Regions from separate parts of the Homo sapiens genome. Here all the other regions are linked to region 4. A link is a contact called in ENCODE Hi-C or POLR2A ChIA-PET data. All regions are on one chromosome and are shown on one strand. Each heading gives the region's core, a stretch centred on a gene start or an enhancer-like site at or near the end of the contact. The rest is flanking DNA. Distances are from core to core; before and after follow the strand shown.

Region 1 (3,458 bases), core at 959-3,458, 740 kb before region 4:
TTTTGGGACAGGGTCTCACACTGTTGCTCAGGCTGGAGTGCAGTGGTGCTATCATTGCTCACTGCAGCCTCAATCTCCTGGGCCCAAGTGATCCTTCTACCTCAGCCTCTTGAGCAGCTGGGACCGCAGGAGAGCACACCACTACACCTAGCTAATTTTTGTTTTGTTTTGTTTTTGTAGCGATAGAGTTTCTGTATAATGCCCAGGCTGGTCTGGAACTCCTGAGCTAAAATGATCCACCTTCTTTGGCCTCCCAAAGTGTTGGGATTACAGGCCTGAGCCACCCCGCCAGGCCTCTTTCTTTTCTTTTTCTTTTCTTCTTCTTTTTTTTTTTTTAAGCTGCTCCTTGCTGAGCAGGGCTAACTAGTAAGCAGTGGTCTGTCCCAATCTTTCTATTATGTTTCTTTTTCTTATTGCTTTGTAACAGCTTTTTGTATTTTGTTTATTTCATCAACCATTTCTTCCTAGATTGTAAATTGTCTTTCAACCTTACCTAAAGTTTGCCATAAAGAAGCTCTGTCAATTTTTAGCTTTTCTTTGAAGATTTTAAAACATTAATTGCTAAAAAGACAGGGACAACAGAAAACATGGGTGGGCTACAAAGTATAAAAAGTCTTGCATAGTCATTACCATTTTGATCCCTGGTTGCTTGCAAATGTGCTTCAAATCCCAGCTTGGGCACTTCCTGTCTGATTGTAGGGATTTTTTTTTTAATTTTTTTTTTTTTAGAGATGGGCATCTCAGGTTGGGCTCAGTGGCTCATGCCTGTAATCCCAACACTTTGGGAAGCTGAGGCAGGTGGGTCACCTGAGGTCAGGAGTTTGAGACTAGCCTGGCCAACATGTTGAAACCCTATCTCTACTAAAAATACCAGAATTAGCCGGGCGTGGTGGCACACACCTGTAGTCCCAGCTACTTGGGAGGCTGAGGTAAGAGAATCGCTTGAACCCGGGAGGCTGAGGTTGCCGTGAGCTGAGATCATGCAACTGCACTCCAGCCTGGGTGACAGAGTGAGAGACTCCGTTTCAAAAAAAAAAAAAAAAGAGAGAGAGAAATGGGGGTCTCCCTCTGTCACCCAGGCTGGTGCGATCATAGCTCACTGTAGCCTCAAACTCCTAGTCTCAAGCGATCCTCCTGCCTCAGCCTCCCAAGTAGCTGGGGGTCACAGCTCTGAGCCACCTCGCCAGGCTGCAGGCAAATTTCTTAATCTTGCCGGGCTCCAGTCTTCCAGTCTATAAGGTGGGAATAACAAAATTTGCATATAGGAATTTGGGGAAACGTGTAGTTCTGGGTTTGGGTGAAGACCTCCACTTTTGTAGTAGGTTCATAAATCAAATCAGAGCAAATAGTTGGTGTCTTAAAAACTGTATTTATCTGGGTCTTCTAAGTAAACGGTTTGAGGAGTGGTGGAGGCAGAAATTAAGATTTACTGAGTACTTAGGGTCAAGTAAGGTGCACTGGATCGTGTTAATCGTTAACTCGTGGAAACCGCCCAGAGTGTGTACGCTTTCTTTCTTTTCTTTCCTTTTCTTTTTTTTTGAGACGGAGTTTCACTCTTGTCGCCCAGGCTGGCGTGTAATGGCATGGTCCTGGCTCACTGCAACTCCGCCTCCAGGGTTCAAGCGATTCACCTGCCTCAGCCTCCAGAGTAGCTGGGATTACAGGTGCCCACCACCACGCCCGGCTAATTTTTGTATTTTTAGTAAAGACGGGGGTTTCACCATGTTGGCCAGGATGGTCTCGAACTCCTGACCTCGGGTGATTCGCCGCCTCGGCCTCCCAAAGTGCTAGGATTACAGGCGTGAGTCACCGCGCCCGGCCTGGAGTGTGTATTATCCCAATTTTATGGGGAGTAATTGTGCTCACTCGGCTCACCACCAAGTCGCCAGAGCGCGCCTCCGCAAGGAAGCCCTCCAGGCACTTCTACTTTCCCGGACCCGCCTCCCGCTCCAGCCGGTTACACGCGCCGTTAGCAGCGTGGGCGGAGTTGGTTCTGCCTTCGCGGAACCAACTGGTCCAGCTTCTGGTGTCTCCCCTCGCTCAATTAAAAGCCAGCTCCTCTCCTTTCGGCTTCCCCACGGTGCCTTTCGGGATTTGTAGTCAGACGCGCTTCAGCCGGCTCTAAGGAGAGCAAAGGCAAGACTCCAATTCCCAGCATCCCCCGCGCCCGGAGAGTGCAGCGTCTATTCTCATCCTCTTCACTTTTCCACTCCTCCCCTTACCTCCCTTCTCTTCTGAATTCTCCATTCTGGGCTCTTGCCTGTGAAATCTTTCTTTGCTTTCCCCATCTTTTCCTCGCATTTTTTCACCATCTTTCCCTCAATCTCCAGGAGCCAATGCGAGACTTTGGCTCCGATTAAGCGACGGCCCGAGACTCGGGGTGCGCGAGGAGGATCGACAGAGTGGTGAGGGGACCTAGGAGGGCGGGAGTGGCAGAGGTATGAGAGAGAGAGAGGTGAGTGGGAGGCGAAGAGTGAGAGGAAGGCAGGGAGAAGCTAGGAGATCGGAAGGCGTGGGTCAGGGTGAATGACGTGAAGTAGACTTGGGAAGGGAAAAGAGGTGGCTTTAGATTTGGGAAGCATGGAGGGGAGAGGTTACCGCCGTACTTAGCAGAAGTGGGCTAAGAGATAGAAGATAGGAAGGACGGGCAGATTTGGAGCTTGTAGACTGGTCTGACCAGGATGGGATGGAAGAGAGAGGTGTGGGCTCAATTTTCTTTGTCCCTGTTTAGCCAAAGATGAGACAAGTCATTGAAATACAAAATGATCTTGCAAACACTGGACAGTTAACAATTCTGTCACTTGGTAATTGAGGGAAGACTGGAGTTGAAGGGCAGAAATAGGGTGAGGAGGCAAGAAAGGGAGGGAGATTGGTCAGGTTTGGGAGAAACCAGAGGAGATGAGTGACATGGGAAAGGAGACCACAGAAAAGGTGGGGTTATTGTGGGGACTGATGGATCTGGAATCAGTTAGAAAGGTCAGGGGTGACACTGGCATGGATGGTGAGGTTGCACTTCTGACGTTTGCATTCCTCAGGTGATGGAGAGCACCCCTTCAAGGGGACTGAACCGAGTACACCTACAATGCAGGAATCTGCAGGAATTCTTAGGGGGCCTGAGCCCTGGGGTATTGGACCGATTGTATGGGCACCCTGCCACATGTCTGGCTGTCTTCAGGTGAGAAGCCCCTTCATGGCAGGGAAATGTAATGGGGTCTGCGGAGTGGAATAAAATATCATAGGTAAAAGTGTAGCAGCCTGGAGTCGGGGTGGGGACTGGGGGCAAGGGTTGGAAATTGCTCTAAAGTGTGGAGGCCAAAACAGCAGGACTGGTAAAGTTGTGCTGGAGTGAGATGAGATGTTTGAGAGGTAATTGAGGGCAGAGATGCAGATACAATGCAGCTTCTGATACTAACCTTTGACCTCTGTTCCTGTACAGGGAGCTCCCATCCTTGGCTAAG
Region 2 (3,230 bases), core at 705-3,204, 970 kb before region 4:
GGTTGGGGGGCAGTTGGGGCTGGGGGTGGGGGAGACAGAGGGGCTGGTGGTGGGGGCTGGAGCTCCACTGCTTCCTCTTCCTGCTGTCTCAGGCCTCCAGTCCCAGCGTCCTCTGGTGGGAGGGGGGAGGGCACAGAGCAGCAGTTCTGCAGGGCTCTCAGAGGCCTGCCCTGAGCCCCCGCCTCCTCCTTCTCAGCCTCCCCTTCTCCAGCCTCCACACCGGGAGATTCCAGAAGCTTCTCTGCTGACTCTGGAGGTTCTGGTTTCTGAGTTTGAGCCTCTATGTCCCTGGGTGTCCATTCTCGAGCCTTCCCGGAGTTCAGGGTCCATTTCCACCCTTCTGTTGGCTTCATGCCCCTCTCGCCATCTTCCACAGGCCTCTGCTCTGCTGCCTCCACTCCTGCGGAACTGTTGCCTTGGGCCTCCCTTGTCAGGGTCTCGGACAGCTCTGCAGTCTCTTTTGGAGCTACCCCTGGAACTGGCCACTCTTCTTTTCTCCCACATTCTTCCGAGTAGTCTTGTCTTTCTTCTCCTGACCTCAGCCTCCACTCTGTTGCCTCCAGTTGTACCAAACTCTGTTCCTGAGACTCTCTGGAGTCAGGTCTCCATTTATGGGCCTCTGTCAGGCCCAACTTCTGGTAGGCAGATTCCCCTGGGCTCAGTCTACTTTCCACCTCTTTTCTCCTGGGGCTTTGCTCTCGAGACTCTGCTAGTCTCAGACTCCGCTCTGGAGTTTCTCCAGGACTCAGCCTCCATTTCCATGCCTCTGACAGTCGGGAGCTCCTGTCTCCCACCTCTCCTGGGCTTTGCCTCCAGTCCCGAGCCTCCAGAGGCCTCAGGCTCAACTCTTGGGCTCCCCCTATCCCCAGCCTCCTCTCTCTGGTCTCCCTCGGACTTAGTCTCTCTTCTCTTGACTCTCTTCCCTTGGGGCTCTGATCCCGCATCTCCCCAGGGCTGGGTCTCCGCTCCCGGGCCTCCAGAGGCCCAGGCTTTCTCTCTGCTAGCAGCTCTTCACTCCGTTGTTGTTGCTGCTGCTGCTGCTGCCGCTCCTGCCGGATGAATCGGTTCTGGTGCACTGGCCCGATGGCCTCCAGAAGGACCGCAGACTCATCCGGGTCTGGAGGTCCAGCCTCTACAGTCCCTAGCACAGGGCTAGGCTCCCCAGGGGACAGCCCAAGCTTGGCCCGGCGGCGCTCCAGGAGCCCTCGTTTCCAGGCTGGCATCTGGGACAGGCGCTCCCGTTCTGCTTTCTCTCGGCCTCGAACGGACGCCTCCTCCTGCCGGCGCCGGGCTAGCAGCTGTAGCTTCCAGTCTGGGATGGTGGCCATGGTCGTCTTGAGGTGAGGGTAGGGAGCACTGGGGACAGAGAACAGGAAGGAGAGGCTCCAGAGAGTGAGACAGCCCGGGGGTGAGACTGAGGGTGGGAGGAGAGGAAGTGGAGGGGGAGAGGTGGGACACAAAGCAGGGCAGAGGGGCTAAGGATGAGGACAGAGGGAAAGACGGAAGGCAGAGAACTGGGGAAATGGAAAAAGTGAAGAGAAGTTGTGAGCCCAAGTTGGGGGTGGTGGGGGTGATGTGAGAGGAAGAGTCCGGATTGGAGGCAATGAGGGCAGGAGCCAGATGTGGCAGCACAGGGTTAATGCGTATTAAAGACCGTCTCTAGGATGTGAGAAAGAGAGAGAAGGGCGAAAAGGAAAGTTGGCGTGAGGGAGAAGAGAGAAATGTGGCAGGGGTGAGGGGAACCTGGGTGCAGGCCAGGCTGCCTCAGCGATACCCCAGGGAGGCTAGTGTGGGAAGGAAGGACCAGGAATCCCTGAAAGGACCAGGAGGCAACGGGACCTGAGGGGGTGTTGGGGAGGCAAGGAGGGGCGGAGAGCGAACAGGTCTAGAGGAGAAGGGAAACCAGGGAAGAGGGGAAAGGAGGGCGGCGGCAGCAGCCGGGCGCGTCTCAGCGCGGGCCCCAAAGGTCCCGGCTCCGCTTCCAGCACCGCTCGGGCCACGCCTCTCCCCAGCCCCCACCCCTCTGCCCCGCACTCCGCCCCCGAGGCGGGTCGGGGGAAATAGCCACCCCCGAGACTTTCGGAACCCGGGCGTCAGGGCTGCCAGCGCGTTCCCAGAACCCTGGCGTCCACCCCCACCCTGTCCTGTCACCACCGCCTGCCTCCCCCACCGACTGCCCCACGCGACCCCAGAGTGCCAAGGGCCGGCTCCATGTCTCTTCTCCCCGGCGCCTGCAAGTCCTGCGCCCCGTCCCCGCTCTCATGAAGCCGTGACAGAGCCGGCCGTCTCCACCCCGCTGTAGCCGCACAGACTGACAATCTCGGCACAAAGAGGAGACAGCCAAGGTCCGGGCCAGGGACGGGAGCAAGGACAGGGGCGAGGAGACACCCACTCCCCAAGTCTGAGCCCCTCAGTCAACTCACAGGCCGCGGGACCCCCGGGGGAGGGGGTGCGGAGGAGCCGGGCGTCCAGAGAGAGGAAGAGGAGGAGAGAGGGACCGAGGGAGATCCGGAGACTGGAGGGAGGGGAGGAGGGAGGGAGAGGAGGAGGGAAAGAGGCAGCAAAGGAGGAGGGACGGAGACAGAGACCAGGGGGCCGGGCGGGGGCGGCGACCGCTTTGTCTAAGGACAATGAGGAGAGGGAAGGGGGCGCAGGGCGGAGCCGAGGAGAGGGCGGGGCCTAGATCCCTCCCACCCCGCGTGGGACTCGCTGCGGGACTGCCCTCTTCTCGCCCCAACCACTGGTCCTCCGCTCTGTCCCCAGGGGCCCTCACCAGCTTCCCGCCCGGACACGCCAGGTGTCCAGATCCCTTCCCCCAGCTCGCCGACCCAGGGCGGTGGCCCGTGACTCAGGCCCCTCGTGGGACTTTGGGAGGAAGCGGCAGCTGCTCCGAGCGGGGCCCGCCCTTCCCATCTCCTGCCGCTCCTCCCTACGCTTTTGCCTTCTCATCTGGGTCTGTAGGTCCAGCCTCTGAAGTCCTTTGTTTTGCGGGGTCGAGGGCAGCCGCCAGGCTGTGGGGGGCTTTGTGGATGGGCGGCAGGAGAGGCGCTCAGAAGCCAGAGGTTTTGGATGCTCCCTCCCCTACCAGAGCTGCTGCCCCGACTCTTTCTAGCTTCAACCTGTCTCCCTTGGGTCTACAGGTCGGCTGCCGGGAAAAAGGGGATTTGAAGGAATGGGAATGGGGACCCGGCCGCTCTGGCAAAGTGGGGGCGGGTCTGCGGGGGTGGCCG
Region 3 (3,448 bases), core at 811-3,310, 940 kb before region 4:
ACACAAACAGCATCAGAGTTATCAGACTGAAAACTAGGGGGTAAACTGGATCATTATGAACGTTGATGCTTCTCTTTCCACCAATCTTTCTGTTGTTAACCTTCTGAAGCACTTAAAACATTTTTTTCTTTTTTGTGATGGAGTCTCGTTCTGCTCCCCAGGCTGGCATGCAGTGGTAAGATCTTGGGCCCACGGCAACCTCTGCCTCCCGGGTTTCAAGCAATTCTCTCACCTCAGCCTCCCAAGTAGCTGAGATTACAGGCACCTGCCACCATGCCTGGCTAATTTTTGTATTTTTAGAAGAGATGGGGTTTTGCCATATTGGCCAGGGTGGACTCGAACTCTTGACCTTGGGTGATCCGCCCACCTTGGCCTCCCAAAGTGCTGGGATTACAGGCGTGAGCCACTGCGCCCCGTTGTTTTTCTTTCTTTTTTAGCCCATGCTTTTTATACTTTTACCAGACCACCTCAGTTTGATCAGATGCAACTGCAAAAAATGATAATAAAAGATGACATATATAGAAGCTTCCTATGTGTCAAGCACTGTTCTAATTACTTTATATCGACTCTGACTCATTTAATCTTCACAAGAACCTTGTAAAGTAGTATTACTATCTTCCATTTCTTCAGATAAAGAAACTGCAACATAGCTGGGTTAAGATTTTCAGATCTCCTTGAAACATACATAAGCATATATAAGGTTAAGACTTGCCCCAAATCACTCAGATGTCTCTCCTCTAAAATCTTGATGGTTTTTCGTGCACACAGAATAAAATCTAAACTCCTTAGCGAGACCCTCCATGATCTGAACTTCACATCTTGTAACGCCTACCCCTCGCCCGCAAAAGCCTATGGTTCAGCCAGACATTTTCCCCAGTCTTCGAACACACTGTTCTTGTCTTCCCACATCTTCATGCCTTAGCCCAATTCCTTGGCTTTTTCCCACCTAGTTTTCTGGTCCAACTTCTACCATCCTTTAAGATTCAGTTCAAATGTCACTTTCTTTCTTTTTTTTTTTTTTGAGATGGAATCTCGCTCTGTCGTCCAGGCTGGACTGCAGTGGTGCTATCTTGGCTCACTGCAACCTCTGCCTCCAGGCTTCAAGCGATTCTCCTGCCTCAGCCTCCCGAGCAGCTGGGATTACAGGCGCCCGGCATCACGCCTGGCTAATTTTTGTATTTTTAGTAGAGACGGGGTTTCACCACGGTCTCGAGCTCCTGACCTCAGGTGATCCGCCCACCTTGGCCACCCAAAGTGTTGGGATTACAGCAGTGAGCAACCGCGCCCGGCCTCAAATGTCACTTTCTCAGCAAACCCTTTCCTGGCGTGTTCCCTGCCTTCTCGTGTTCCTGGTGTATCCTGCCTGTTCCACAGTGGTCAATGGATTTGTGCTTACTCTAAGATCTCTCGCTATATTGTAACCATTACTTTCCATTTCTGCCTTCACACTCACCCACCTCCAGGACTGGATTAGGGGAACCGTGTCTTTCCCCTAGGGTCCATCATATTCATTCAATGGTTATGGTATACCTGTTTGAAGTATTTGGTATACATCTGTGAACCAAACATGAAATCGACCCTGCCCTCGGGAAGGCTCATCACCGAGCCTACTGATGAAGGAACAAATGAGATGGAAAGAAAATAGCATAAATGGAATTCACCTGAAAATATGCCACTCTAGAGGGAAACTGTTGACAGGTAGGGAAAGTAGGATGCCCCATGGATAAAGTGTCAACTCCGTCTTTATGACAGGCCAACTCAGCGGGTGCCCACCACGCTTGGCTCCAATTCAAAGAGCCACCATCTTTGGTCCCCACCTCAGTGGGTTCCCTTGTGGCCCGACGTCTCCCTGTGTCTTCATACCTAAACTCGGAGCGGGGCGCCAGGTAAGGATGAGTATTACAGTCCGAGAAGCGAACTTCCAAGTCACCTCCGCCCAGTCGCACCCAAGGTACGCCCCTCCCGCCTTCTGGGGGAACCAAGATGGCTCCCGGGGAGCCGTGGGCCAGGCCCCTAGAACTCACCTACTTTAAGTCCCCGCGCGCGCCACCAGTAACGGTCGCGACCCAGGTGGAGCGACTGCGTGTGCCGAAAAAGAGCTTATTTGCTGATTGGCTTCTGCCGCTGTCTTTCACAACCGCAGCCAGTCGAGCGGAGGCACACCCAAAGCCCCGCCCCCTTAGAGTTCAAATAGGTGGTGTCTCCCAGGCTGCTGAGATCAGTTAATGAGACGGTAATTGAAGGCCGCCGTGCGCCAACAGAATAATGCACGTCGATTGGGCAGCTCCAAGGGACAACCCACTACCGCTTGCCCGCCCACCACCCACTTCCCGCGCAGTTCCAAACCGCGACCAGAGAGTCTGGCGCCAGCTGCCGGCAACGGATAGAGGGGCTGTGTCATAGACGTCCGACGTGTCTGGTAAGGCCAGAGCGCCTTTCCTCGGTCCTCCTAGACATGGTGTCCGCTGACTCATGAGAAATGAAAGTGGGTTGCGCGTTGCAGTCGTGGCTGGAGGCTGCAGTTTGGAGAACAGCCCGTAGGCGTGGCAGTTCACTCCTGTTGCATTGGAATTTCATTTCCTTTTGATTTGGTTTGTAGTAGAAGTAATATCTTTCTTCCTGGGAATACGTCTCTGACGGACATTTTGAGGTCATTTTCTTAAATCCAAGATCCTAAAGATCTGTAGTCGAACAGAGAAAACTGGTTTGCTCTCTGTCTTAAAGGCTGTCCCCACCTTTCGAGGGGCGAGGGAAGGATCATAAAATCATTTATTTTTATTTTTTAATTAACTAATTTATCTATTTTTTGAGATGGAGTTTTGCTCTTGTTGCCCAGGCTGGAGTGCAATGGCGCGATCTCGACTCACCGCAACCTCTGCCTCCCAGGTTCAAGCGATTCTCCTGCCTCAACCTCCCAAGTAGCTGGGATTACAGGCATGCGCCACCACGCCCAGCTTATTTTTGTATTTTTAGTAGAGACGTGGTTTCTCCATGTTGGTCAGGCTGGTCTCGAACTTCTGACCTCAGGTGATCCGCCCGCCTCGGCCTCTCAAAGTGGTGGGATTACAGGCGTAAACCACCGCATGCGGCCATCTATATTTTATTTTTTGAGACGGACTTTCGCTCTTGTTGCCTAGGCTGGAGTGCAATGGCGCGATCTCGACTCACCGCAACCTCCGCCTTCTGGGTTCAAGCAATTCTCCTGTCTCAGCCTCCCGAGTAGCTGGGATTACAGGCATGCGCTACCACGCCCGGCTAATTTTGTATTTTTAGTAGAGACGGGGTTTCTCCATGTTGGTCAGTCTGGTCTCAAACTCCGGACCTCAGGTGATTCTCCCGCCTGGGCCTCCCAATGTGCTGGGATTACAGGCGTAAGCCACTGCGCCCGGCCTATTTTATCTCACAATAAGACATGAAGAAAATGGTAACTATAACACTTGCATAATTC
Region 4 (3,321 bases), core at 468-2,967:
GGACCTATCTCCATTATGGGTTCTGATTTCTACCCTTTAAGAACACAGCATAGACCTGACCAATGTCTATCAGTAAGACACACTTGCTTAGGGTTCCTGTGCTGTTTCCCTTCCCAAAGGCCAGAGCCATGCCTGTCCCTTTGGGTTGGGGTCCACCCATGATGATGACACACAGATTCTTCCTTCCTCTGTATTTCCCTCTGCATTAAGTTCTATCCATGTGGAGGACAGAACAAAATCAGCCTCACTCACAAAACATCAGAAAACGTTCTACTGGAATACGAACAAAGGGATCAATAAAAATAAAATCTGAGGCCAGGTGCGGTGGCTCATGCCTGTAATACCAGCACTTTGGGAGGCCGAGGAGGGCACATCACCTGAGGTAAGGAGTTCGAGACCAGCCTGACCAACATGGTGAAACCCCGTCTCTACTAAAAATACAAAAATCAGCTGGGTATAGTGGCACACGCCTATAATCCCAGCTACTCAGGAGGCTGAGATAGGAAAATCGCTTGAACCCAAGAGGTGGAAGTTTCAGTGAGTCGAGATCGCGCCACTGCACTCCAGCCTGGAAGACAGGGCGTGACTCCATCTCAAAAAAAAGAAAAAAAAAGAAAATCTGGTGACCAGAAAATCAAGCTCATCTCTCAGGCTAAGGGGCCTAAACGAGGAAAAGCTAAAGGTGTCTTCCAGAACTAGTGAGGTGTCTCACCTGGGCCCCCACAATAAAGGTACGAGTTTGAGAGTCCAAGGTCTTCACCAACACCTCCAAGCTGTCAGGCTCCTCCACAGCGGTACTGGTACTATCATTAGGCTCCATGGCCGACAGGTCTCTAAAGAAGAACGAAGGAAGGAAGGCCCGCTGTTGCCCAGACCAGAGTGTACCCGAAAGACTCCCTAGCATTAATCCCTGCCCCAATACCTAAAAAGTTTCTCCTGCACACACACACATTCACACCTGTCCCCATCCCCCTTCTGATTCCGGGGCACAGGGAGAGAAACACAAAGGGCAGGAGATCGACGGCTTAGGGAGCTGGAGGACGAGAGGTGGGAGGGGCTCCACGACGCCAATCACAATAAGCAGGGAGCCAGTCAGATTAGGAAGGAAGCACGAGACCAGAGACTAGTGTCATCACCGGTCACGGCAGGACAAGCGCCCCAGAGGTCGGAAAATCCTGGGACAACGCGAAAGCGGTGGTCGCCCCACACTCTGCGGAGAAAGTGGTTTCGCGCACGCGCGCCACGCCCATCGAACCCTCCTAACTCACTATAGACCCGAAACGGCACTCACGGGGCGACAGACCTGCTAGCTGACTGCCCGCGTCTACTGCCTTCCCACGGTGTTCCAGCAGAACGGCACAACTAACCCACAGCCAAACACACACACACACACACACACACACACACACACACACACCCACCACCCCGCGGCTCCGCCCCCGACTTCCCCACGGACCGTCACTTCCGGTCTCCCCCAAACCTGCCACCGACGGCCACTTCCGTTTCCCCGATAGTATTTGGGGATCTCGAAGCGATACTTCCGGCTCCCCCCAGGTCCCCAAGCTTTACTTTTGTGGGGCACGACGAGAAAGTCCGCAGCCCCAAACAGTGAGTTTCTGAGGGCGAGTCGGGCCGGGGCCGGCCTAGGTGGGAGGGAGCCGAGCACCCCGAGGAGCCGCCACCGCTGTCGCCCGGGGGACCGTACTACGCCTGCGTGCGTCGCACTACGGATGCGTGGACACTTAAGCATCGCCCCACCCCCTCCCCCCTCTGGCGGCGTTCACGTCTGTGCGCGCGCTTGAGCGCTAGAAGATTGAGGTGGCTACCGTAAATGCCTGAAAAACAGTCACCAGCTGGGACTCTACCACTGCCTCGAGAGGGGCTATGGACGGTCGTATGGACCTTGGACTTTGGAGATGGGGGATTATGCCACATTCATCTATGTTTAAATCTTGGCAGGCTGATAATTTCAGGCGGCACTGTCCTAGCCAGCTAAAACTCTTCTCCACCCTATTGCCCTCGCTGCGCCCTTTCTTCTGTGCCTCCGGAAGTTACTCTTTCAGTAGGCGTTTGGGGGCGGCACTGGTCAATTTTGTTCTCGGTTGCTTGGTTGGGCTAGATTTCGGTTCTGCCGGGTGGGCGTTTTAAGGGCTGTGGGCGTCACATTCGTCGGTGTGTGGCCAAGGGGACATGACACGTTTTAGGAAAAGTAAACGTGCTACTAAGTTGCACGACTTGTCAAGAAAAGAGGCGCTTCCGAGTTTGAGAATTGGGAGCAAATGGAGTCCGAGTGGACAGAAAGACAAGACCCTGACCGTGGGGAATTTAAAGGCCGGCCAGCGTGCTTCCGAAGGCCGGGGGTGGAGGCATTACCGCCTCTCCGTGCCCTCTTCTCTTAACCTGCCCTGGGCCAAGGGCCTCGGCCCCGCGAAACTGCGAGTCCTCCAGAAAGACACATCGCTGTTGGGGTGTCCAACCTTTCTGGGATTCGTAGTTTATACCCAGGTCCTGGTTATATTTTAGTTAAGAGTTCTAATAAGCAGCTGTTTAATGAGCACTTGTGCCAGCCCATATACTACGGGTTTTGTGTATTATTTTAAAAAGCCTTTTAACGAGCTTTTAACATTTTTTAAGTGAGTACACTTAGACGAACATAAGTGTCAGAATTGACAAATCCAGGCCTACAGGACTCCAGATCGAGCACTTGTACTTTACTGCCCCAATAAAAAGCTGTTAACATTTTAGCTTATTTTTTTGAGAGAGGGTCTCGCTTTGTCGCCCAGGCTGGAGTGCAGTGGCGCAATCACAACTCACTGTAGCCTCTGCCTCCCGAGCCCAACCGATCTTCCCACCTCAGCCTCCCTAGTAGGGACCACAGATGCACACCACCACACCTGGCTAATTTTATTTTTATAGAGATGGGGTCTTGCTATGTTGCCCAGCCTGGTCTTGCAGACTTGGCCTCCCAAAGTGCTGGGATTATAGGTGTGAGCTACTGTGCCTAACCACATTTTAGCTTTTTATTACAAAAATTTTCGGCCGGGCGCAGTGACTCACACTTGGGAGGATGAGGCGGGTGGATCACGAGGTCAGGAGTTCAAGACCAGCCTGGCCAAAATGGTGAAACCCCATCTCTACTAAAAATACAAAAATTAGCCTGGCGTGGTGGCGGGCGCCTGTAATCCCAGCTACTTGGGAGGCTGAGGCAGAGAATTGCTTTGAACCCGGGAGGTGGAGATTGCAGTGAGCCAAGATCGCGCCACTGCACTCCAGCTTGGGCAACAGAACGAGACTCCCATCTCAAAAAAAAAAAAAAAAAAA

The links. A loop is a pair of places that touch in the nucleus more often than their neighbours do. ChIA-PET counts read pairs that join two places held with the same protein, here RNA polymerase II (POLR2A). Pooled maps may share reads with other maps.
Region 1: a loop to region 4 is called in a pooled map, with 10 times the contacts of the local background. The contact joins the promoter of GTF2H4 here to the promoter of BAG6 in region 4. A Hi-C loop is called at or near these places in 1 of 37 single-sample maps with no recorded cell type and 6 of 50 pooled maps. POLR2A ChIA-PET finds 5 or more read pairs at or near these places in 1 of 52 experiments (B cell).
Region 2: a loop to region 4 is called in a pooled map, with 5 times the contacts of the local background. The contact joins the promoter of PPP1R18 here to the promoter of BAG6 in region 4. A Hi-C loop is called at or near these places in 1 of 37 single-sample maps with no recorded cell type and 6 of 50 pooled maps. POLR2A ChIA-PET finds 5 or more read pairs at or near these places in 2 of 52 experiments (Panc1 and activated T-cell).
Region 3: a loop to region 4 is called in a map with no recorded cell type, with 12 times the contacts of the local background. The contact joins the promoter of MDC1 here to the promoter of BAG6 in region 4. A Hi-C loop is called at or near these places in 1 of 168 maps with a recorded cell type or tissue (natural killer cell), 3 of 37 single-sample maps with no recorded cell type and 12 of 50 pooled maps. POLR2A ChIA-PET finds 5 or more read pairs at or near these places in 1 of 52 experiments (B cell).

What each region holds. Positions count from the first base shown.
Region 1 is chr6:30,905,999-30,909,456 of GRCh38, forward strand. GTF2H4 (general transcription factor IIH subunit 4) reads left to right here and starts at 2,209. Exons shown (of 14, transcript NM_001517.5): 1 at 2,209-2,405; 2 at 3,036-3,175; 3 at 3,437-3,458. The coding sequence starts at 3,039.
Region 2 is chr6:30,684,691-30,687,920 of GRCh38, forward strand. PPP1R18 (protein phosphatase 1 regulatory subunit 18) reads right to left here and starts at 1,955. Exons shown (of 3, transcript NM_133471.4): 1 at 1-1,955. The coding sequence starts at 1,328.
Region 3 is chr6:30,715,221-30,718,668 of GRCh38, forward strand. It overlaps MDC1 (mediator of DNA damage checkpoint 1), which reads right to left and starts at 2,061. Exons shown (of 15, transcript NM_014641.3): 1 at 2,025-2,061. RefSeq lists enhancers at 710-1,457, 2,206-2,953.
Region 4 is chr6:31,650,944-31,654,264 of GRCh38, forward strand. It overlaps BAG6 (BAG cochaperone 6), which reads right to left and starts at 1,718. Exons shown (of 26, transcript NM_001387994.1): 1 at 1,481-1,718; 2 at 713-833. The coding sequence starts at 820. It also overlaps a transcript of APOM not described here. RefSeq lists enhancers at 587-1,166, 1,167-1,746, 1,747-2,326.